Regions from separate parts of the Mus musculus genome. Here region 2 is linked to region 1. Evidence: chromatin contacts called from ENCODE Hi-C or POLR2A ChIA-PET data. All regions are on one chromosome and are shown on one strand. The core of a region is the stretch at or near the end of the contact, and the rest is flanking DNA. Distances in the headings are between cores, read along the strand shown. Region 1 holds the start of Cux1 (cut-like homeobox 1). Region 2 overlaps Cux1 (cut-like homeobox 1).

Region 1 (3,639 bases), core at 596-3,095:
TTGTTTTAATGCTCCTGCCCATTTTGTCTAGCCACCTTTAGGTCAAATTTTGCCGTTCTTGCTGGCCACCGCACAAACGTAGATGGCCTTTAAAATGCAAGATAGGGAGAAACGGGTAAGCTCTAGGAAGCTTTAGGTGGCAAAGGAATTGCTTCCCGCCTGGATCTCGGTCAGGGTGTGGCCAAGTACGAGGAGCTGGGGTGGGCACGAGCATTGGGGCAGTGGTGTGTGTGTGTGTGTGTGTGTGTGTGGGGGGGGGGGGTACCCTGAGGACCCGAGTGTCGGGGAGCCGCTGCCCTCTACTGGGCGGTGCGAATGGAGCTGCAGCACGGGCGCCCGCGCGTTCCGGCTCCGGCGCCTGACTCCCTTGCAGCTCGCGGTCACCCGAGGTCCGCAGTGTCCCGCCTGGCGCCGCGTCACGGCATCCAGACTTGAGGTTGGCTCTGCGCCTCCTGACGCCCGCGCGCTCCCACGCACCTGCTTCGGGTGGCTTCTGCCCCTCAAAGGCTGCGACTTGGGAGTGCAGCCCGGTCCCGACCGCTGCATGGACACAGAGGCTTTTGGGTGCAGTTGCAAGACCCGGGAACACTTGTATTCTTTAAATCTCGGGGGGACTTTCATTTCCAACCTCGTTCTCCAAAAATATCGATCTCACCGCAACCGAATAACGCTAAGCCCTCAAACTTGGCTCAGAGAGCAATTATTTTCTACTGTCATGTTTGGTGTTCCATACAGACGTTATTTACATATAATTTTCAAGATTAAGGAATTTAGGGATTTGTCTTAACTAATTACACGTTCACCGAAGTGCAGCAAAGTGAAAACACTGTGTTCCTACTGTAAACGCAAACTCTCTGGTGTGAATAAATCCATTAAAGATGACGATCCTGAAACGCGTGCTTTGGGTCTAGAAGGAAATGTAAAGAGAACTTCCTTCCCCCCACTCCCGGTTTAAATGTGAGCGTTTTTGTTTTTTTTTTTTTTTCTTCTTCAAAACTTAGGAACGAGCGCTCAGTTTCAAGTGCACTGCACGCTCTCAAACTTTCTGCCTGCAAAGACGGAGGCGCGGAGTTGTGTGAACCCCAGAGGAAGTTTCTGGGGTTGTGTCGCAGAAGCATGGTTGGGACAGAGTTGTGCTCCAAGACTTGCCCCAGTCCTGGCGGACGCTGGAGCGGCTCTGAAGGGTGGGGAGGCCGTCGCCACTCGCTGATGTGTCCCGGTGCAAGTTGGGGATTGCAACGGAATGTGTAGGACGTGAATGGGAGTCGCGGCGGCAGCAGCCGCAGGCTCCAAGGCTTGGTGGTCAACCCCCTCCGCCCCCTTTACCACGACACAATTGCACTTCCTTGAATATGAAACACTGTTCACGACCGCTGTGGTCTGGAGGTCCCCCAGCTGGAGCGCATAGGGGAGCGGAGTGAGGTCACCCGCAGCCCCGGCGCGCGGGCTGGCCGGTGGGGTCCCGACCGCCGGCTGTGCAGGTGGGCTCCGCTCGCTCCACCGCGCGCACCGTGCGAAAGAGCGCAGCGCCCGCGCCCCGCTGCCGCAGCGCAGCCCACTGTCCTCAGGCGCGCAGAGCGAGGGGCACCTTATCCTAAAGCGCTGGCCACCGGCGACCGCGACCTTCCCGGGGGCGGGGGTGTTGGGGAGGGAGGGCGCCCTTTAGGTGAGCTGCGGGGTCCGGAGGAGACCCCGCAGCGCCCCCTCGAGGCCGGGCCGCCGTAGGGTCGCAGCGCGGCCTGGGAGGGGGGCTTGTGGCGGGGCGCGCGGGAAAAAGGGTGAGGGGTCGCGAGGGCCCCGGATGCCCGCGCTCGGGCTGTGGAGAGAGAGCGCGGCGCGCGCGCGTCAAGGCTGCCGCCGCCGCCGCCGCCGCGTTTCCCTCAGGCTTCGGACTCCATGGCTGAGGCGGTGGCGGCGGCGGCGGCGGCAGCGGCGGCGGCGCCGTGAGGAGGAAGGAGTCCGCGTCCGCGGTGGCTGAGGCGGCGGCCGGCTCCAGGCCGGGTTTTGGCGCCCGCCCGCCTGCTGCCTCCTGGCGGCTCCTGAACTCCAGCCCCCTCTCTATCAGCCTCTCACTCCGTCTCAATATGTCTCAAGATGGCGGCCAATGTGGGATCGATGTTTCAATATTGGAAGCGCTTTGATTTACAGCAGCTGCAGGTCAGGCTTCTCGGCGCTCGGCCTCGCGCCCGGGGGGTGAGGGCTGCGGGCGGTCGCGGCCTCCCTCAGGAAGGAGGGTGACACTCCGGGCTGCCAGGGCCCTGGCGGGGGTGCTGAGGCGACGGGGGAAAGCAGGAGGGGGGTGCCGGGAGAAGAGCGGGGCCGAGTCGGCGGCGAGTCCCTCGGGCTCCCCGGCTCTCATTGATCACTCGGCTTGATCAGAAATTGATCCTCTTTGTTCAATTCATCGATCAGCCCAAGATGGCGCCGGAGCCGCCAGCCGCCACCAACATCTTTGCCCCCCGGTGTCTGCCCCCTTCAACCCCGGAGGGTGTCTTCCTCCCCACCATCATCGCCATCATCATCCTCATCGTCCTCTCCGCCGCCGCCGCCTACCCCGCGCGCTGTCGTTGTCGCGGGACCCTGGTGGAGAGGAGGGGGGAGCGGCGGTCCCCCCCCCCCACGGGGGCTCAGTGGGAACTCGCGCGCGCTAAAGAGGGGGACGCGCCACGGGGTGGCTCTGGAGGGGTGGCAGGGCTGCAAAGAAGGGGAGCTGCGGGACGCTAGTCCCCCTCGCGCCAGTCACGTCCTTCCTTCCCCCCGGCTCAGCCCCGTCGTATTCCCGGGGAAAGTTTGTGGGGAGTTGCTGGTGGGGGGTGAAGCGCCTGTCTCTCTCTCTCTCTCTCTTTCCTCTGTCTCCTGGAGGAGAGAGTCGCGGACCGCCGCCGCCGCCGCCGCCACTGCCCCGCCGGCGCGGCGGAGCTGGAGCTGGTGGCGCTGTGGTGCCGCCGGCTCCGGGGGAGGGTCAGATCGGCCACCGGCGGCTGGCGGCGGTGGCGGCGACGGCCAGGCTGGCGGGTGGCCCCTTGTCGTGAAGACGGCGGGTGGCTTGGAGCTCCTGGCTGCTCCTTGATCGTTCCCCTTGGGCCCAGCTGCCACCATTCCTCTTTCCACTACTCCCGTAAGGGATTGTCAACCGGTGTCGCCCCGGCCAGGGCACCGGCTACCCGGTGTGGCGGGTCCCTCCCCCACCCCGTTTGTTTACGTCCCGGGGCCAACCCGCAAGCCCCGCGCTCTTTTGTGTGTCTTCTGCGTGAAAGTGACTGCGGAGCTGGATCTGTCCCCCTTTTTTGCGCCCGGGGACTTCCCCGGGAAGGGGTTGTGGGGGAAGCTTTGGAAGGGAAAAACTTGGCTTGCGGGGGGACACCGGTGGGTCGCGCAGAGTGCGGGATCGGCCCGGGAGAAGGGAAAAGGTGCGGGAGAAAGGCTGCAACTTTCCACCGAGCGCAGGCCGCTGCGTGACCCGGTCTCGGAGCGCTTTTCCTCCGGGGTCACCGATCGGTGCAGCCAGACTTAGCTGCGTGTCTCAGGGACTTCCAGGGCTCCCCCCTCGGTGACCGATAGCTTGCATCACTCCAGCCCCTCACTCTTTTTCGCGAGGGGTGTGTTCTGTCCTCTCTGCAAAGGGGCCCCAGGAGTTAT
Region 2 (3,639 bases), core at 714-3,213, 67 kb after region 1:
TGTTTTGATAACTAGTAGACTTGGCAAGGGGAGTGATTGGAAACATGTGAGAGGTAACCAGAGCTGCGTTTCAAGTAGTACATATTTGAGACGTTTTCCCCAATGTAAAAGTTACTCTTTAAGAGCCTTAAACTAATAAAAACAAGGAAATTCCATGTTACGGCTGCCACTTGGCCTTTTCATTTTTATTCCAGAAGTCAGATTTGACAGGTCAGCTGCTGACTGGCTCTGGGAGCCCCAGGAACATTTAAGGCAAGGAGGGGACCAGAACGAAAGCTGGCAGCCACAGGGATGGGAAGTTCCCACCACTGTTCACTGCCAGGCTCATAATTCCATTTCACTGTATCCTATTTGTTCGTCTGGGGGTCACTTCCTGTATTAACTGCATTCCCTGAAGCTGGTTCAAGATTCTGATTTAGAGACTGTGCTTGGGTCTTCGCCTGATGCCACTGTGAGTTGTACTTCGGCTGCTGCCTGCTCATCAAGATGGAGGGCTGGGGAGGCGGCTCAGGTAGTAAAGTCCTTAAAACGGAAGCACGGAGAGCTGAGTGTTTGGATCCCCAGCACCCATGGCAAATGCTGGGCGTGGAAGCTTGTGCCTGCAGGATTATAGCACCTGGGAGCTGAAACTAGGGAGCCACTTACCCATTCAGAGAGAGAGAGAGAGAGAGAGAGAGAGAGAGAGAGAGAGAGAGAGAGAGGGAGAGAGAGAGAGGGAGAGAGAGAGAGAGCGCCTTTCAAAAAGCCACATGGAAGGCTTGCAAGATATTTCAGCAGTAAAGGTACTTAATGCCAAGCTGGATGATCTGAGTTCCGTCTCTGGGGCTCAAGTGATGGAAAGGCAGAACCCAAGCCTTCCAGGTCTTCTGACTTTCTTATGCGTGTCCTGTGTGTGCTCACACACATGCACACATGTGTCCTGTGTATGCTCACACACATGCACACATGTGTCCTGTGTATGCGTGTCCTGTGTATGCTCACACACATGCACACACACAAAGTAATAACTTAAAAATAAGTCAATAAATGACAGGGTGGTAAGTAATAGAATAATAAACCCTCAGTGCCTTGCACATGTGCACATCCATGCACACACACACACACAGTTAAAAGTATACATCCCATTCCCTTCTAGCCTCCCCCCCCCCCCAGCCTCCCCCACCCTGTGGGCTCATTGTTGAGCTGCAGCTTTCTTCCCTCTATTCTTGTGGGTTTTCTTGTTTGTTTGTTTGTTTGTTTTATTTTATCTCTTAAACCATTCTTGTTTGTTTTTGAAACATGGTCTTATGTAGCCTAGGTAGGCTTTGAACTCAGTGTACCTGAAGCTGACTTAAACTCTTGGCCCATTTGCCGCCACCTCCAAAGAGCTGGGATCACAGGTGTGCTCCATCATAGCTAGCTCTTTATTGGTTGTTTCTTCAGACAAGGTCTCTCAATGTAACCCCAGTTGATCATGGATTCACAATCCTCCTGCCTCTGCTTTCCAAGCTTTGTGGTCACAGGTGTGTTTCCCCCTCCCTTTCTCAGCAACTGTGACCTAGGAGCTCACTAGTGAAGATGGTGCTTTACCCTGTTTAAAGCAGACCAGGGAAGATGGGTATGGATGAGTGAATCGTGATAAATAATTCTAATGTTTTCGTGAATAAATTGGAGTATTTTCTACATTTGAAACAAACAAACAAACAAACAAACAAACAAAAAGCAGACCTGGCTCTGGCAGTCCCCCTGGTGGGAGGGACTAGTAGGGAAACCCAGAGAGAAAGCTGGGGACACAAAGACAGACCTCATCACAGGACAGATACAGCCCCCGGACTTTAAAATAGGAGGGCCCTGCAATTTGGGGCCAAGCTCTGTGGAAGTGGTGGCCTCTCTGCTGGTGAGGTCCTGCTGGGCTGCGTCTGGCCAGCTGGCTGTACCTGTGAATGTCAGGGTGCCTGACAGTACAGCAGGCAGAGAGCACTGTGTTAGGTTGTCACGGGGATTAAAAACCACAAGGGACATAAAAGATGACTCAGTAAACTGACAGCAGCTATTTTTATTCCCCCTGCCTTCTGGAATCTTCCCTCTTTCCTGTTCTTGGGGCTGCATGTAGCCTCCCTGCTTCCTTTGCTACCTTTGTATCTTCCTGATCCTTGGCAGGAAGCACTTTCTCCGACTCTGCTTGCAGGGGAAGCCCTCTGTCCATACTCACAGCTGGTCCTGATACCTGCTCTTCCTGGAAGAGGTCCAAGCCGTGTAGGCCTTGTGAGTGCCCTGAGGGCCAGGGCAGTTTTGAGGACCTCTATTTCCTTTCTTTACATTCCCTGCTAGGAGCCCAGTCTATAAATAAATCTGCTCCTGAGCCAGGAGGGAGGAAAGTAGGCTCCCCGCGTCATGGACCCAAGGCTGTTCCTCCAGAGTGATGCTCTGAATTCATGCAGTCCCCTTTCATGTCCATACATCTCTGTAACCTTGATGCAGCTGCCTCTGAGACAGCAACGGCCTCTTCCTGTTTGTAGGGTTAAGACAGACTTATCCCAATCCCATTAGACACCCCAGTTCAGACCTTCCCACCACACAGACCATGATATTGCTGTTGGCAAGTGCATGCTGTAAGTGCTATGCAGCCGCACAGGGAGCTCTGGAGAAACCTGCTAGCAGACAGAGCGCTTAGGAATGGGGTCTGCTGGGAACAAGTCTGCAGTCACCTTCTCCTGAAAGTCTTTTTGTGGTTTGTTCCTTTATTTCTTCTGAGGCAGGGTCTCATGTAGCCCAAGATGGCTTCCAACTCACCATGCTCAGGATGTCTTAACTCCTGATCCTTCTGTCTCCACTTCCCCAGTGTGGTGATTTTGGGAATGCATGACCACACCTGGTTTATGAAGTCCTGGGAATGCACTCAGGGTTTCATGGGAACACTCTACCAACCAAGCCATAGCCATAACCCAAGGAACAAATTGCAGTGAGTGTAATTTCCTGCCCCAAGGAGTTTTGATTGGTGATGGGGGTACAGAAGAGACACCTAGGATGTGGGGTCACTTCTGATGGGAACAGGACTGGCTATGACTGAATTAGTATCAGAATAGCCCCCCTCCTCCTCACACACACTATGTGGCAGCAAGAGTTTGTGGTAATTGTGCTTGTTAATTGTCTGTCTCCATCCTTTAGGCAACTCCAGACAGTAGCAGTGACTCATTAGCTAGCTTTGTGTGACTGTAGCTAGGGGACCCGCCAACTTTTGGACAAGCTGGGGTACAGCGGATAAATAGAGTTCCTGTCCTAGGGACTAGTGTGAGTAGATAGGTAGCAGCACTTCCAGGTTTGAAGAGGGCTGGAGGCCATTCTCACTGTGAATTAAAATGGCCCTTAAAACTACTCTGCTTTAGGCACCAGGCCCTGAAAATCTCAAAAATTAACCACAAAAGTAAAGTCAAGGATGGCTCAGCTGGTTCAGAGGTGGCAGTCCTGAACTAAATCCAAGTTCCCCATGAACTCAGGCAAGCAGTTGATAGATGTCTGCTCTGAGTTTGGCTTTTCCGGGGAACAGCTTAGTGTCTTTTTCACTTTGACTTATAACTCCAGGCAGAAACATCTTGAGAGCCTTTCAGAGCTTTTATTTGCTAATTAAAATGTGAGAAGGGAACACAGCTACAGGTAGGG

The links. Hi-C counts contacts between places; a loop is a spot of excess contacts on that map. ChIA-PET counts read pairs that join two places held with the same protein, here RNA polymerase II (POLR2A).
Region 2: a map of T-helper 17 cell shows a loop between it and region 1 (2.2-fold over the local background). The contact joins the enhancer-like site here to the promoter of Cux1 in region 1. A Hi-C loop is called at or near these places in 6 of 37 maps with a recorded cell type or tissue (T-helper 17 cell, left cerebral cortex and regulatory T cell). POLR2A ChIA-PET finds 5 or more read pairs at or near these places in 2 of 5 experiments (Patski and embryonic stem cell).

What each region holds. Positions count from the first base shown.
Region 1 is chr5:136,565,696-136,569,334 of GRCm38, reverse strand. Cux1 (cut-like homeobox 1) reads left to right here and starts at 1,845. Exons shown (of 23, transcript NM_001291234.1): 1 at 1,845-2,157. The coding sequence starts at 2,095.
Region 2 is chr5:136,499,060-136,502,698 of GRCm38, reverse strand. All of the region lies in intron 1 of Cux1 (cut-like homeobox 1), which reads left to right. Among named protein-coding and RNA genes, the nearest start is that of Cux1, 67 kb to the left of the region's middle. Within about 2 kb of position 1,963, at least 1 of the 3 ENCODE cell types and tissues checked has a DNase peak (open chromatin) inside an H3K27ac peak, as active enhancers do.